Regions from separate parts of the Homo sapiens genome. Here region 2 is linked to region 1. A link is an interaction called in ENCODE POLR2A ChIA-PET data of the cell type or tissue named here. Cell type or tissue: B cell. All regions are shown on one strand. Each heading gives the region's core, and the rest is flanking DNA. Links, peaks and the distances in the headings are about the cores only. Region 1 holds the start of ATP5MF-PTCD1 (ATP5MF-PTCD1 readthrough). Region 2 overlaps ZKSCAN5 (zinc finger with KRAB and SCAN domains 5).

What was found. ChIA-PET counts read pairs that join two places held together with the same protein. Peaks named below come from ENCODE experiments on the same cell type or tissue, not always from the same donor. Only the 100,000 strongest peaks of a DNase experiment are listed, where the experiment ranks them.
Region 2: POLR2A ChIA-PET joins it to region 1 with 12 read pairs; 6 of 35 experiments call an interaction of 5 or more read pairs at or near these places.

What each region holds. Positions count from the first base shown.
Region 1 is chr7:99,461,124-99,469,450 of GRCh38, forward strand. It overlaps ATP5MF-PTCD1 (ATP5MF-PTCD1 readthrough), which reads right to left and starts at 5,044. Exons shown (of 9, transcript NM_001198879.2): 1 at 5,006-5,044. The coding sequence starts at 5,018. ATP5MF (ATP synthase membrane subunit f) reads right to left here and starts at 5,044. Exons shown (of 4, transcript NM_004889.5): 1 at 4,988-5,044. The coding sequence starts at 5,018. RefSeq lists enhancers at 202-702, 4,213-4,830, 4,831-5,446, 5,113-5,232. In B cell, for the core only: no CTCF peak of the experiment used is centred there; a DNase peak (open chromatin) is centred at 5,088; H3K4me3 peaks cover 1,447 bases; H3K27ac peaks cover 1,386 bases.
Region 2 is chr7:99,523,829-99,532,155 of GRCh38, forward strand. ZKSCAN5 (zinc finger with KRAB and SCAN domains 5) reads left to right here. Exons shown (of 7, transcript NM_145102.4): 6 at 1,985-2,590; 7 at 7,280-8,327. Among named protein-coding and RNA genes, the nearest start is that of ZKSCAN5, 23 kb to the left of the region's middle. In B cell, for the core only: no CTCF peak of the experiment used is centred there; no DNase peak of the experiment used is centred there; H3K4me3 peaks cover 143 bases.

The DNA of each region.
Region 1 (8,327 bases), core at 215-8,214:
GGGTGGGCCTGTGGGCGTCAAGGAGATGCATTTAAGAAAGGAATCGTCTCCCCTGTTCTCCCTGCAAAGATTTATTTATTTATTTCTGAGAGACAGGGTCTCACTCCATTACCCAGGCTGGAGTGCACTGGTTATTCACAGGTGTGGTCACAGCTCACTGCAGCCTCACTGAGCCTCCTGGACTCAAGTGATCCTCCTGCCTCAACCTCCTGAACAGCTGGGACTACAGGTGTGTGCCACCACACCCAGCTAATGATAAGTTTTAAAAAGCTTTTAGCAGATGTCCTATTGAGGGCAAAGAGTCTAGGACCACGGTGCCTTCTCAAAGATAACCACAAGAGGAGCCAGATTAAATAATCCCAAGGTTTCTTCTCCATTTTGAGATCAAAGGAAAGACTAAGGCTCTGTCAGGACCAGCCTCAAGAGTCTGCTGAGGGAGGCCAGGGCACAGTAGTTCACACTATAATCCCAGCACTTTGGGAGGTCGAGGCAGGCAGATCACTTGAGGTCAGGAGTTTGAGACCAGCCTGGCCAACATGGTGAAACTGCACCATGAGATCACGCCACTGCACCTGCCCAGGCTGGAGTGCAGTGGCATGATCTCGGCTCACTGCAACCTCCACCTCCTGGTTCTAGCGATTCTCCTGCCTCAGCCTCCTGAGTAGCTGGGACTACAGGCATGCGCCACGACACCCAGCTAATTTTTGTATTTTTAGTAGAGACAGGGTTTCACCATGTTGGCCAGGCTGGTCTCGAACTCCTGACCTCAGGCGATCTGCCCACCTCGGCCCCCCAAAGTGCTGGGATTACAGGCATGAGCCACCGCACCAGGCCAGAAAACTCACTTCCTGATCCAGTGAAGCCATTTTTTCACATTCACATAAACTATGCAGACATATTCTGCATCTCATTACCATGTTCAGGGGCTGGCATGGAGCCTGGCACATCACAGGAGAAAAAAGGCAACAATTTACAACTTGTTTTTCTTCCTAGTTCTATCTCTGTATTATGAAGACAAGGGTGTTTCCTTAAAACCAACACATCAGGGGCCGGGCACGGTGGCTCACGCCTGTAATCCCAGCACTTTGGGAAGCTGAGGCGGGAAGATCCTGAGGTCAGGAAATCGAGACCATCCTGGCTAACATGGTGAAACCCCATCACTACTAAAAAAAAAAAAAAAAAAAAAAAAAAAAAATTAGCCAGGTGTGGTGGCGGGCGCCTGTAGTCCTAGCTACTAGGGAGGCTGAGGCAGGAGAATGGCGTGAACCTGGGAGGCGGAGCTTGCAGTGAGCTGAGATTGTGCCACTACACTCCAGCCTGGGTGACAGAGCAAGAATCCGTGTCAAAAACAAACAAAAACCTAACACATTTGGCAGGGCACGGTGGCTCACGCCTGTAATCCCAGCACTGTGGGAGGCCAAGGCAGGCAGATCACGAGGTCAGGAGTTCAAGACCAGCCTGGCCAACATAGTGAAACCTCATCTCTACTAAAAATACAAAAATTAGCTGGGCATGGTGGCGTGTGCCTGTAGTCCCCGCTACTCGGGAGGCTGAGACAGGAGAATCGCTTAAACCTGGGAGGTAGAGGTTGCAGTGAGCCAAGATCGTGCCACTGCAAGGGACTATCCAGTTCATCCAAGATGCATCTATACTTATTCCACGAATTTCTCTTTCACTGGAAGGCAAAGGAAGGCCTCAGTCCTTGGTTGCCCTATTGGAACTCCCACCCCAACTCTACACACACCCGCTCCTCTGCAGCACTGAAGCTTCCATCTGCAATCACTGGGTCACATAAAGAGACCCAGTAGAGTTCAGAGACAGAGCAGACCCTTGGGTCTAGTGCCATTCTGGGTTTAATGCCATTTTGTAGGTGTGTGCCCTTGGGCAAGGTACTACTCCTTCTCAGTTTCCTCCTTTGTGAAATCCTTGGTACTTGGCCCTAGGTACTATGTAAATGAGAACTATTACCACCTTTCTGCCTGGTTATGAGCTACCTGAAGGTGCGAATATCCCCACCACTTCTTGGTACACGACAGATTCTCAGTAATGGTTGTAGAACCACAGATCCTCGAGAGGAAACATACTGTTCATTACTATGAAGCCACATGGAAATAGCAAGTCTCTCCTGAGTGCTAAATCCAACCTGGGGGTTGTCCAGAGAATAAAGATTTTTGGATTTGCAGGCCACATAAGGTCTTCATAGCATAGTCTATTTTATTTTTAAACAATCTTTTTAAAAACAGAAAATGACCCAATGCAGTGGCTCACGCCAGTAATCCCAACACTTTGGCCGAGATGGGAGGACTGCTTGAGGCCAGGAGTTTGAGACCCCATCTCTATAATAAATAAAATAAAAACAAAAAACCATTCTAGGCCCTGTACAGTGGCTCACGTCTGTAATCCCAGCACTCTGGGAGGCCAAGGCAGGAGGATCACGAGCTCAGGAGTCTGAGACCAGCCTGACCAAAATGGCGAAACCCCATCTCTACTAAAAATACAAAAATTAGCCGGGTGTGGTGGCGGGCACCTGCAATTCCAGCTACTTGGGAGGCTGAGGCAGGAGAATCACTTGAACCTGGGAGGTGGAGGTTGCACTGAGCTGAGATCGTGCTATTGCACTGCAGCCTGGGCGACAAAAGCAAGACTCCATCTCAAAAAATAAATAAATAAATAAAAATAAAATATAAAAACAAAAAAACCATTCTGAGCTCATGGCCAGACAAAAACAGGCCACACGAAATCCAACTCACTGGCCATAGTTTGCCAACCGCGATCTTATCTACTGCTGCTAATTCATATTTCCCTCACTTTATGTGCTCATGAAATACTGTCTTTGTCCTCTGGTGACAGACACTACCTAAAAGATCATCAATACCTAAGAGACATGGACTCCAATTTCTTCACCGGGGGTGATGCTGAATAGGCCAGGCATGTGACATGACCCTGCCTAAAGGTCACAAAGTAAAGGCTGGGATGACCAGCTCACACCGACTGAGTACTCACTGTGGGCCACGCAGCGTTCCAAGTGTCTTTCACATGCTAAATCGATTGATCCTTAGTTCAGAGCTCTTGACCACAGCCCTATGCTTAAACAAAATGCCCCAGTGTTCACTTTTCACAGGTTGTCTCCTTAACACAACTACCGTGTACGACGAATGCTATTATGCCCATTTTACTGAGGGGAAAACAGCTTCCCTCTCATCTATTCTGAACCCCTCTTCATTTCTCTAGGCTGAGATTAAGAATACAGAGGCCGGAGGCCGGGCGCAGTGGCTCACACCTGTAATCCCAGCACTTTGGGAGGCTGAGGTGGGCAGATCACAAGGTCAGGAGATCGAGACCATCCTGGCTAACACAGTGAAACCCTGTCTCTACTAAAAATACAAAAAATTAGCTGGGCGGGGTGGCGGGCGCCTGTAGTCCCAGCTACTCAGGAGGCTGAGGCAGGAGAATGGCGTGAACCCGGGAGGCAGAGCTTGCAGTGAGCTGAGATCGCGCCACTGCACTCCAGCCTGGGCGACAGAGCGAGACTCCATCTCAAAAAAACAAACCAGAGGTCAGGCGCAGTGGCTCACGCTGGTAATCTCAACACTTTGGGAGGTCGAAGCAGGTGACTCACTTGAGGTCAAGAGTTTGAGACCAGCCTGGTCAACGTGGCGAAACCCATCTCTACTAAAAATACAAAAAAAAATTAGCCGGGCGTAGGTACTGGTGTGTGCCTGTAATCCCAGATACTTGGGAGGCTGAGGCAGCAGAATCATTTGAACCTGGGAGGCAGAGGTTGCAGAGACGAGATCAGCTACTGCACTCTAGCCTGGGCGACAGCGTGAGACTCCATGTCAAAAAAAAAGAATACAGAAACGCAGTGGCTCACACCTGTAGTCCCAGCACTTTGGGAGGCCGAGGTACATGGATCACCTGAGGTCAGGGGTTCAAGACTAGCCTGGCCAACGTGGTGAAAGCCCGTCTCTACTAAAAATACAAAAATTAGCTGGGCATGGTGGCCTGCGCCTGTAATCCCAGCTACTCGGAGGCTGAGGCTGGAGAATCGCTTGAACCCAGGAGGCAAAGGTTACAGTGAGCCGAGATCACACCATTGCACTCCACCCTGGGCGACAAGAGCGAAACGCCATCTCAAAAAAAAAATGATAAAAAAAAACCAGAAACTGAGCTAAGACACACATGTGTTAATCAAAACTCTGCCACTATCAGGCTGTGTGACCTCAGAGAGGCCACACCACATCCCGAACAGTTATTTCCCTCATCTGTAAAATGGAATCGACTTTCCCAACAAGGACTCTCTGACAAGGCTACTATGGAGCATCTAGGGCTAACTATTCAAAAACAAACAAACAAAAATCATCAGTGTGCACAGCGGGATGAATGTAGCGATTTACACATGGGTGTCTCGGAAAAGCCTGCTAGTCATAAGGCCGTCCTAGAGAATAAAGTTCATTTACCACGAATCCTCAGGTTTGAATACCAGCTCAGCCCTCGCACGAGTTGTGACCTTGAACAGGTCACCTCGCCTCTCTGATTCAACATATATGCATCGAACCTTACATGGTATCAGGTACAGTCCTAGTCCTGAGCTCCTCCTGGAGCTTCATCTGAGCTTAAGCCTTGGGAAAAAAGGGCAAAAGCTGCGCCTAACATTCAAGTGCAAAGCAACTGGGTCGCAGCGGGAGAGGGAAGCGGCTATTTCTTAGCGGAAAGAGGAACAGTGGCCCAAGGCGGCGCATTCCCAGGCCCAGAAGCGCGTGCCCCAGATGCCTTCACCCTCCACGCCTAACCCGGTTGGCGCAGGCCCTGGGCAGCAGGAAGGCGCGCCTGGGCAGGCGGAGCGGGGTCTGGCGCGCCTCAAGTGAGGTCGTGGCGAAGTGCCTGAGCAAAGGGCAGGCAGCTCCGCAGCTTCCTTCTCTCCCAGTGTGGCTCTGGACCCTGGACCCTGGCTCCTGCTTCCACCACGGAGTCCAAACAGCCTTACCTGGGGCCGGACACTCACCAACTGACGCCATTTTGGAGTCCTGGTGTCCGCTGTGCCGGACCGCGCGAGGGCTGCTGGGTAGGGAATGCACGCCCCATCCAGGGGCGTAGAGCAGAGGCTCACGGGAAGCAGGTCACAACTGCGAACACCCTGGAACTACTAGAAGGCCATGAAGCGAAGGGCGAGGTGCCTGGACAGCAAAAATCCGAGGGTCCTGCAGTTAGAGAGAGGGGCGCCTCAGCCTGGGCTCTCTACCTTAAAAGGTGGGAAGAGGCCGCGCTGGGACTACAAGCGTGCACCAGCACAGCAAGCTAATTTTTGTATTTTTAGTAGAGACAGGGTTTCACCATGTTGGCCAGGCTGGCCTTGAACTCCTTTCCTCACGTGATCCCCCCGCCTCGGCCTCCCAAAGTTCTGGGGTTACCGGCGTGAGCCACCGCGCCCAGTCTATTTTTATTTTTATTTTTTACTTTTCAGACGAGCATTTACTTTTCAGACAGTGGCTTGATCACGGCTGACTGCAGCCTTGAACTCCCGGAGTCAAGCGATCCACCCATCTCAGCCTCCCAAGTAGCTAGGACTACAGGCTCACATCACCACTTCCAGCTTTTTTTTTTTTTTTTTTTTTTTTTTTTTTTTTTTGGTGGAAACAGTGTGGTGAGGAGTGGGGGTAGAGGCTCTCTATTTTGCTCAGGCTGGTCTTGAACTCCTGGCCTCAAGCGTTCTTCCTCCACCTCCGAAGTAGCTGGGACTACAGGTGCACGCCACCACGCCCAGCTAATTATATTTTGTAGAGAAGGCGTCTCCCTATGTTGCCTAGACTGCTCTTAAACTCTTGGCCTCGAGCGTTCCTCCTACCTCGGCCTCCCAAAATACTGGAACTGCCGGCATGAACCACACTGCCCGGGCTACTTCAATTTTGATTATTTTAATTAATTTATTTATTTATTTAGAGACAGAGTCTCGCTCTGTCACCCAGGCTAGAGTGCAGTGGCGCGATCTCGGCTCACTGCCAGCTCCACCTCCGGGGTTCACTCCATTCTCCTGCCTCAGCCTCCCGAGTAGCTGGGACTACAGGCGCCCACCACCACGCCTGGCTAATTTTTTGTATTTTTTTGTATTTTTAGTAGAGACGGGGTTTCAACATGTTAGCCAGGATGGTCTCAATCTCCTGACCTCGTGATCCACCCGCTTCGGCCTCCCAAAGTTCTAGGATTACAGGCGTGAGCCACCGCGCCGGGCCTCCGATTTTTAAAACAACCTCGAGAGCAGGTCTTGTAGTCATAACTTGCCAAATAAATGCCACCCTCGTTCAGTTCATTCTGCTACATTTCTTGTTTCAGAGGTGGCATTGTGGGGCTCCTCCATGTCTGCTTCCCTTCTCCCCAGGCAGTGAAAATCGCATATACAATTATAGGTGTGTGAAAGCACGGCCAGCATCGCCAGTGGGAATTAAAAATGGTTAAAAAAACAAAACAAAACAAACAGGCCAGGTGCGGTGGTTCACGCCTGTAATCCTAGCACTTTGGGAGGCAGAGGTGGGCGGATCACTTGAGGTCAGGTGTTCAAAACCAGCCGGGCCAACATGGTGAAAATACGAAAAAAATTAGCTGAGCGCGGTGGCAGGTGCCTGCAATTCCAGCTACTTGGGAGGCTGAGGCAGGAGAATCACTTGAACCTGGGAAGTGGAGGTTGCAGCGAGCGGAGGTCAAGCCACTGCACTCCAGCCTGGGCGGCAGAGCAAGACTCTGTCTCAAAAAAAACAAAAAACAAACAAACAAAAAAAAACCAGGCTGGTCGCGGTGGTTCACGCCTGTAATCCCAGCACTTTGGGAGGCCAAGGTGCGCGGATCACCTGAGATCAGGAGTTCGAGATCAGCCTCCTCAACATGGCAAAACCTCATCTCTGCTAAAAATACAAAAAGTAGCCAAGCGTGGTGATATGCGCCTGTCATTCCAGCTACTCCAGAGGCTGAGGCGGGAGAATTGCTTGAACCTGGGAGGCGGAGGTTGCAGTGAGCAGAGATGGGGCCACTGCACTGCAGCCTGGGTGATGGAGTGAGAACTTGTCTCCAAACAAACCAACCAACCCCAGCAAATATAGTAGTGTACTGCGGTAGGAGTGTTCTCAACGGTTCCTTGCACCCTTGAACTCTCTGTCTTCAAAGTTTATTTCACTTGCTCCTTGCGGTGTGTGTTGACCATCCACGGTATAATGCGGGTATAATGTAGTCTTAGGAGTTTATTACCCGCCTTGGGCTGCGTCCCTAAGCAACTGAACCCCCAGGAAAAACCCTGCCCATTGCACCAGGGCCTATGTAACTCCCACTCCCCAGGGCTGGGGCAGATGCCAGGGCTGGGGCAGAGGGCCCCGCAGGAAGGATCAGGGATGGGGTCTGCCGGACCCCAGGTGTCAGGTCCTCCGTGGGGCAGGAATCGGCCTGGGGACCTTCCTGGTCCACCCAGGGAATCCTCCTGCAGGGTGCGAGTATGGGACCTGGAAGACTACGAGGGACCGAAGAGACCCGACTGCACTGTGTCCGGGCAGAGGCAGCCTCCGGGAGCTGATGGACTTGAGGGCTGGGGCAGGGGAAGCTGAGGGGGCCGCTGTTCCGTGGGACGTGCAGGAGAGCAGCAAAAGGCAGGAGTGGCCAGTGGCACCCGCGCCCCCGCCCCTTCCCCAGGCCGGACACTCGCGGGGACGCAGAGCCGCCGGAGCCCAGGATCCGCACACTGGAATCCAGGGAGGCCCCGGGAAGAGGCCGGAGGGAAGCTACGCCAATGCCCGATCCCCTGGGGTGGATGGAAGGACTGAGGGCGCAGGAGCTGTGATTTGTATATGTATAAATGCCAACGTTTTAGTTAATGAACTGGGGTTGTTTCGGGGAAGGTGGGGGTGGGTTGGAGGGAGCAGATTATTCCAAAGATAATTTTTTTTTTTTTGGTAAGAGACGGAGTCCCGCTCTGTCGCCCAGGCTGGAGTGCAATGGCGCGATCTCGGCTCCCTGTACCTCCGCCTCCCGAGTTGAAGCGATTCTGCCTCAGCCTCCCGAGTAGTTGGGATTACTGGCACCCGCCACCACGCCCGGCTAATTTTTATATTTTTAGTAGAGACGGGGATTCACCATGTTGGCCAGGCTGGTATCGAACTCCTGGCCTCAGGTGATCCGCCTAGCCTCGGCCACCCAAACTGCTGGGATTACAGGCGTGAGCCACCGCCCCCAGCTTGAACATAGTACTCTTTCGTTGATCTGGCCCTCGTGCAAATTCTTAGTGCTCCCCAAGCAGAGGGCTGGGGAGAAGAGAATCCGGATCCCTGACAACCCCGCCCCAGCCTTCT
Region 2 (8,327 bases), core at 56-8,055, 63 kb after region 1:
AAAATTAAAATTGTCTTCATAGTTTAGGAATTATAACTTCTGACTATATCAAAAAAGGATTATGGTAGCTCCCTTAAAGGTCATTGTAAGGATTAAATATACCATAAAATTGTAAAGTACTTAGTGTAGTGCTGGACTCATAGCACTCAGCAAATGTTTAGCTCTTATTACTAATATAATACAGAAAACTCTCCTCATGAAAACATCTTGGGACATTCTTAATAGGCCATGATACTCCCTGGGTTTTTTTTTTTTTTTTTGGGACAGAGTCTCGCTCTGTCACCCAGACTGGAGTGCAGTGGTGTGATCTCAACTCACTGCAACCTCTGCCTCCTGGGTTCAAGCGATTCTCGTGCCTCAGCCTCCTGAGTAGCTGGGATTACAGGTGTGTGCCACGACGCCTGGCTAATTTTTTTCGTATTTTTAGTAGAGACAGGTTTTCATCATGTTGGCCAGGCTGGTTTCAAACTCCTGACCTCAAGTGATCCGCCTACCTCGACCTCCCACAGTGCTGGGATTACAGGCGTGAGCCACCACACCCGGCTGATAATTTTTGTATTTTTTGTAGAGACGGGGTTTCGCTGTGTTGGTCAGGCTGGTCTCGAACTCCTGGCCTCAAGTGAACCGCCCGCCTTGGCTTCCCAAAGTGCTGGGATTACAGGCATGAGCCACTGTGCCTGGCCAATACTCTATTTTTTGTTAACTACTGAAGATTTGTCTCTGCAAACCATATTAAAACATCAGTGTTTTGAGTAAAGTATCTTGCTGATACAGTTGAACAAAGGAACTAATTATAGCCACTGAAACATCCACGGTTCTATCAGTGACTGCTGAACATTAACCTAGCTCTTGAAAGTAGTAGGTTCTTCTCAGGATATAGAAAGAATGTCTTTTTTCTTTTAGATTAATTCATACCAAACTGAAATCCTTTGGGCATTGAGAAACCTAGAAAGATCACCTTTCTTTTCTAGGCTATGAATTCACAGGAAGAGGAAGGTGAAGATGGGGTTAGCTGCATAACCTGCTATCCAGTTTTATTAAGAATATTGCCCAGTCGTGACTGGGCGCGGTGGCTCATGTCTGTAATCCCAGCACTTTGGGAGGCCGAGGCGGGCAGATCACTAGGTCAGGAGTTCGAGACCACCTGGCCAATATGGTGACACCCTGTCTCTGCTAAAATTACAAAAATTAGCTGGGCGTGGTGATGTGCGCCTGTAGTCCCAGTGACTTGGGAGGCTGAGGCAGAAGAATCACTTGAACCCGGGAGGCAGAGGTTGCAGTCAGCCGAGATCGCGCCACTGCACTCCAGCCTGGGTGGCAGAGTGAGACTCCGTCTCAAAAGAAAAAAAAAAAAGAATATTGCCCAGTCGCGTTGGCTCACGTCTGTAATCCCAGCACTTTGGGAAGCTGAGGTGGGAGGATCACTTGAGCTCAGGAGTTTGAAACCAGCATGGGCAACATAATGAGACCCTCATCTCTACAAAAATATAAAAATTAGCTGAGCATGGTGGTGTGCAACTGTAGTCCTAGCTACTTGGGAGGCTGAGGTGGGAGGATCGCTTGAGCCCAAGAGGTTGAGGATGCAGTGAGCCATGATTGCCCCACTGCACTCCAGCCTGGGTGACAGAGTGAGACCCTGTCTCAAAACACACACATACACGCGCGCGCGCACACACACACACACAAGAGAACATTTAACATGATACAGGTATTTGTAAGTGCCACACTGAGAGGAGACCCTCTTCGTTCAGTGGAATGACTGATTTTCAGTCTCCTTCCTCTGAACATTTTTTGCCAGCTCTTCCTTCCCTAACCTCCCTCACTTTTCTGCTTGAATATTTTTCATCCCATCCCTGTACTGTAAAAGTCCCTTTACAGAATCATGGATCCCTAGCACATGTCAGTTTCTCTTCATTATCCCCTCATTTTATTTCTTCAAATTCAAGGAAAAGCTCATTTTTTAATTCTCCCTCTGTTATTTCAGGTTATGAGTCCAGGGACAATATGGAGCTCATAGTGAAGCAGATTTCTGATGACTCTGAATCACACTGGGTGGCGCCAGAACACACCGAAAGGAGCGTTCCTCAGGATCCAGACTTTGCAGAAGTCAGTGACCTTAAAGGCATGGTACAAAGGTGGCAGGTCAACCCCACTGTGGGGAAATCAAGGCAGAATCCTTCCCAGAAAAGGGATCTGGATGCAATCACAGACATCAGCCCTAAGCAAAGCACACATGGCGAGAGAGGGCACAGATGCAGCGATTGTGGCAAATTCTTCCTCCAAGCCTCAAACTTTATTCAGCATCGGCGCATCCACACTGGAGAAAAACCGTTTAAGTGCGGAGAATGTGGGAAGAGCTACAATCAGCGGGTGCACCTCACCCAGCACCAGCGCGTCCACACAGGGGAGAAACCCTACAAATGTCAGGTGTGCGGAAAGGCTTTCCGGGTGAGTTCCCACCTGGTTCAGCACCACAGTGTCCACAGCGGAGAGAGGCCCTATGGCTGCAATGAGTGTGGGAAGAACTTCGGTCGCCATTCGCATCTGATCGAACACCTAAAACGCCACTTCAGGGAGAAATCCCAGAGATGTACGTGTGAGGAGTTTATATCCGGGGGATAAATGGAGGCGAAAAGCAAAAGGTGTTTTATTAGTACGGTACAACAGGACAGATGGGTGGTGATACTGGGGGGGGTAGGAAGAGGCAAAGGTTATCGTTTATTTGGTTCTTATGTATTTATTTTTTGAGACAGTCTCGCTCTGTCGCCCAGGCTGGAGTGCAGTGGCGAGATCTCAGCTCACTGCAACTTCTGCCTCCCCGGTTCAAGCGATTCTCCTGCCTCAGCCTCCCAAGTAGCTGGGACAACAGGCGCGCACCAGCATGCCCGGGTAATTTTTGTGTTTTTAGTAGACACAGGGTTTCCCCATGTTGGCTAGGCTGGTTTTGAACTCCTGACCTCAGGCGATCTGCCTGCCTTGGCCTCCCAAAGTGCTGGGATTACAGGCATGAGCCACTGTGCTGGCTGTGCTCTCAGCTGTTAGTGGTTCCTTCTGGTAATTCTGTATTTTAAAATAAAACTATTATTAGTTGGCTCATCAATTTTAAATGTTATCTGTTGACTTTCTATGGTAGTAAATGAGGATTTGGCTCTCTTATATGCTTTTCTCTCTTTCCCCTTTTCCCAATTTAGTTATTTTACTTATTTTAAAACAATAGCCTGGGTACAGTGGCTCACACCTGTAATCTCAGTGCTTTGGGAGGCGGCTGAGCTAGGAGGATTACTTGAGGCCAGGCATTCAAGACCACCCTGGGCAACATAGCAAGACCTTGTCTCTACAAAAAAATTTAAAAATTACCTGGGCATGGTGGCATGTGCCTGTAGTTGCAGCTCCTCGGAAGGCTGAGGTGGGAGGATCTCTTAGCCCAGAAGTTCAAGACTACAGTGAGCTATAAATGTGTCTGTGAATAGCCACTGCACTCCAGACTGGCTAACAGAGTGAGACTTCTCAAATAACAAACAAACACAAACCCAATAAAATAACAGTAGTACAGGAAGCTTGGAGAAAATAAAAAGAAAAAATAAATCACCCATAATCACATCACCCTAACTAATAGAACTGTTATTACTTAGTATGTTTCCTTTTTTTTTTATAAGTCTGTTTCACGTAGTCGTACTCAGAATTAAATATTAAGCGTACACATTTTCCAGGGCTGTTCAGCCCTCCTTTTTATTTCTGACAGTCTGCCATTGTGTGGTGGCATTGTAATTTACTCAAGTGTTCCCAGTTGTTGAACTTCAATTTTTTTCTCTTTTGTCCCGATAACTGTTTATGCCTGTGACTTTTTCTTTTTTTCTTTTCTTTTCTTTTTTTGAGACGGAGTTTCACTCTTGTTGCCCAGGCTGGAGTGCAATGGCACGATCTCAGCTCACTGCAACCTCTGCCTCCCAGGTTCAAGCGATTCTCGTGCCTCAGCCTCCTGAGTAGCTGAGATTACAGGCATTTGCCACCATACCTGGCTAATTTTTTTTTGTATTTTTAGTAGAGATGGGGTTTCACTATATTGGCCAGGATGGTCTCGAACTCCTGACCTCAAGTGATCCACCCGCCTTGGCCTCCCAAAGTGCTGGGATTATAGGTGTGAGCTACCATGCCGGGCCAGTATTTTTAAACATCTGTTCAAATGACAGTAAATTTATCTGTGAATGAGATCGTCATAAACTGTGCTGTGAACTTAAAGGCCCTTACTAATATTCTTCAGATGATTCTAAGACCAGCCAAAATGTTTTTCTTTTTTTTTTTTTTTTTTTTAATTCTGCCTTTGATGTTTACAGCCACGCTGCATCTTCCACCATGGCACAGAAGTCAGTAAAGTGTCTTTAAAGTTCTGGGTTTGAGCTGAGCTATCCTCTCAGCTAGTGTTTTCCCGTTCTACTCGATGATTCCCTCATTTGGAAAATCCACCAATAGCGCTTTGGACTTGAAAAAGCAATCGCTTTAAAATAGTTATCTTTTGTTTTCTACCTTCCCTGCAATTGTTTCTATGGCTAGTTTCCCAGTGAATACTCACTTGCCTTCCACATTTTTTTTGTGGGGCGGGGGCGTTTTTGTATTTTGAGATAGGGTCTTGCTCTGTCACACAGGCTAGGGTAAAGTAGCGGGATCTCAGCTCACTGCAGCCTCCACTTCCTGGGCTGAACTAATCCTCCCACCTCAGCTTCCTGCATAGCTGGGACTACAAGTGTTCACCACCACACCCAGCTAATTTATGTATTTTTTGTAGAGAAGGGGTCTGGCTCTGTTGCCCAGGCTGGTCTTGAACTTCTAGGCTTAAGCGATCCTCCAGCCTTGGCCTCCACAAGTGCTAGGAGTTACAGGTGTGAGCCACCATGCCCGGTCCTCCCTCATTTTTCTGGATCAAAGGGGGAATACATGTTTTGCACATCCAGCCATATTATTGAGAGTCTGTGTTGCTAGTTGCACAGGATCTGCAGTGACCAGAACAGAGATACAGTCCATGCTCTCATGCAGCCGATGGTCTGGTGGGGGTAGCAGATAGTAAAGGTGATGAGCATTCCCAAAGGAGAAGGATGACATGCCGGGGGAGGAAAACTGAGGCTAGAATGTTGGCTAAGGGTGAAGGGGGCAGGGATTGCTGTATCACCCACCCTCTGACAATGCTTCTTGTTGGCTCATTTTGCCTTATTTCCTGACTCCTAGTCAGATATTCCCTGACTGCATACCCTCTTCATCATCCTTCACTCTCATTCTTCCAGTTTTTGTCAGTTCTCACCACCCAGTTATGTATTTGTTTTTTGTTTTTCTTTTTTGAGATGGAGTCTCACTCTGTCACCCAGGCTGGAGTGCAGTGATGTGATCTCAACTCACTGCAGCTTCTGCCTCCTGGGTTCAGGCGATTCTTCTGCCTCAGCCTCCCGAGTAGCTGGGACTACAGGCACCTACCACGATCCCTTGCTAATTTTTGTATGTTTAGTAGAGATGAGGTTTTACCATGTTGGTCAGGCTGGTCTTGAACTCCTGACCTCAGGTGATCCACCTGCCTCAGCCTCCCAAAGTGCTGGGATTATAGGCACGAGTCACCACACCCAGCCTGCTACATTTTCTTTATCAACTCATTGCTCAACGGGCACTTAGATTGGCTCCATATCTTTGCAGTTGTGAATTGTGCTGCAGAAGACAGGCGCTTACAGTCTTTTTGGTATATTGTCTTTTCCTTTGTGTAGATATACCCAGTTGTGGAATTGCTGGATCAAATGGCAGATCTACTTCTGGTTCTTGAAGAAGTCTCCATACTGTTATCCACAGAAGTTGTATTAATTTATCTCTCACCAGCAATGTATAAGCGTTCCCTTTTCACCACATCCATGCCAACATCTATTGTTTTTTGACTTCTTTGTTTTTTTTGAGATGGAGTCTCGCTGTGTTGCCCAGGCTGGAGTGCAGTGGCGCAATCTTGGCTCACTGCAACCTCTGCCTCTTGGGTTCAAGCAATTCTCTGCCTCAGCCTCTGGAGTAGCTGTGATTACAGGGCACCCACCACCATGCCCAGCTAATTTTTGTATTTTTAGTAGAGATGGGGTTTCACTGTCTTGGTCAGGCTGGTCTTGAATTCCTGACCTCGTGATCCACCCACCTCGGCTTCCCAAAGTTCTGGGATTACAGGCGTGAGCCACCTGCACCCGGCCTTTTTTTTTTTTTTTTTTTGAGATGGAGTCTTGCTGTTGCCCAGGCTGGAGTGCAATGGCGCAGTCTCGGCTCACTGCAACCTCAGCCTCCTGGGTTCAAGCGATTCTCCTGCCTCAGCCTCCTGAGTAGCTGGGATTACAGGCGCCCGCCACCATGCCCAGCTAATTTTTGTATTTTTAGTAGAGATGTGGGTTTCACCATGTTGGCCAGGCTGGTTTCGAACTCCTGACCTCAGGTGATCTGCCCGCCTCGGCCTCCCATAGTGCTGGGATTACAGGTGTGAGCCACCACGCCCGGCCTTTTGACTTCTTAATAATGGCCATTCTTGCAGGAGTAAGGCAGTACCTTATTGTGGCTTTAATTTGCACCTTCCTGATGATTAGTGATGTTCAGCATTTTTTTCATGTTTGTTGGTCATTTGTATATATTATTTTGAGAACTGTCTCCATGTCATTTGCCTACTTTTTGATGGGATTTTTTTTTTCTTGTTGACTTGTTAGAGTTACTTGTAGATTCTGGATATTAGTCCTTTGTCTGATGCATAGTTTGCAAATATTTTCTGCCATCCTGTGGATGAGTCTTGCTCTTTTCGTCAGAAAATTCCAAAAGTTTGTTGTTTACATTCCTGTTGGCATCAAGTACACACACACATCCACCTCTGTTACTCCCGTTACATCATAGTTTCATCTGATGAACATTTTTTATGACAGTTTATTTTTCCTTTATAAAAGAACTGATGGGCCAGGCACGGTGGCTTAAACCTGTAATCCCAGCACTTTGGGAGGCTGAGGCGGGTGGATCACCCAAAGTCAGGAGTTTGAGACCAGCCTGGCCAACATGGCAAAACCCCATCTCTACTAAACATACAAAAATTAGCTGGGTGTGGTCATGCACGCCTGTAGTCTCAGCTACTTGAGAGGCTGAGGCAGGAGAATCACTTGAACCCAGGAGGCAGAGGTTGCAGTGAGCCGAGATCGCATCATTGCACTCTAGCCTGGGCGACAGAGCAAGACCCCATCTCAAAAAAAAAAAAGAACTGATGACATTTTCACTTGCTCTTTATTTTTTTTAGGCAGTGACAAAAGAAGTAAGAACACAAAATTAAGTGTTAAGAAGAAAATTTCAGAATATTCAGAAGCAGACATGGAACTATCTGGAAAAACCCAAAGAAATGTTTCTCAAGTTCAAGATTTTGGAGAAGGCTGTGAGTTTCAAGGCAAGCTGGATAGAAAGCAGGGAATTCCCATGAAAGAGATACTAGGACAACCATCTTCAAAGAGGATGAACTACAGTGAAGTCCCATATGTCCACAAAAAATCCTCCACTGGAGAGAGACCACATAAATGTAACGAGTGTGGGAAAAGCTTCATTCAGAGTGCACATCTTATTCAACATCAAAGAATACACACTGGGGAGAAACCATTCAGGTGTGAGGAATGTGGGAAAAGCTACAACCAACGCGTGCACCTAACTCAGCATCAGCGCGTCCACACAGGTGAGAAGCCCTACACCTGTCCCTTATGTGGGAAAGCCTTCAGAGTGAGGTCCCACCTTGTTCAGCATCAGAGCGTGCACAGTGGGGAGAGACCCTTCAAGTGTAACGAATGTGGGAAAGGCTTTGGGAGGCGTTCCCACCTGGCTGGACATCTTCGACTCCACTCCCGAGAGAAATCCCATCAGTGTCGTGAATGTGGGGAAATCTTTTTTCAGTACGTTAGCCTAATTGAACATCAGGTGCTCCACATGGGTCAGAAAAATGAAAAAAATGGCATCTGTGAGGAAGCATATAGTTGGAACTTGACAGTGATTGAAGACAAGAAGATTGAGTTACAAGAGCAGCCTTATCAGTGTGATATCTGTGGAAAAGCCTTTGGTTATAGCTCAGACCTCATTCAGCATTACAGAACTCATACAGCAGAGAAGCCCTATCAATGTGATATATGTAGAGAAAATGTTGGCCAGTGTTCCCACACCAAACAACATCAAAAAATCTACTCCAGCACAAAATCCCATCAATGTCATGAATGTGGCAGAGGCTTCACTCTGAAGTCACATCTTAATCAACATCAGAGAATCCATACTGGTGAGAAACCTTTTCAATGTAAAGAATGTGGAATGAA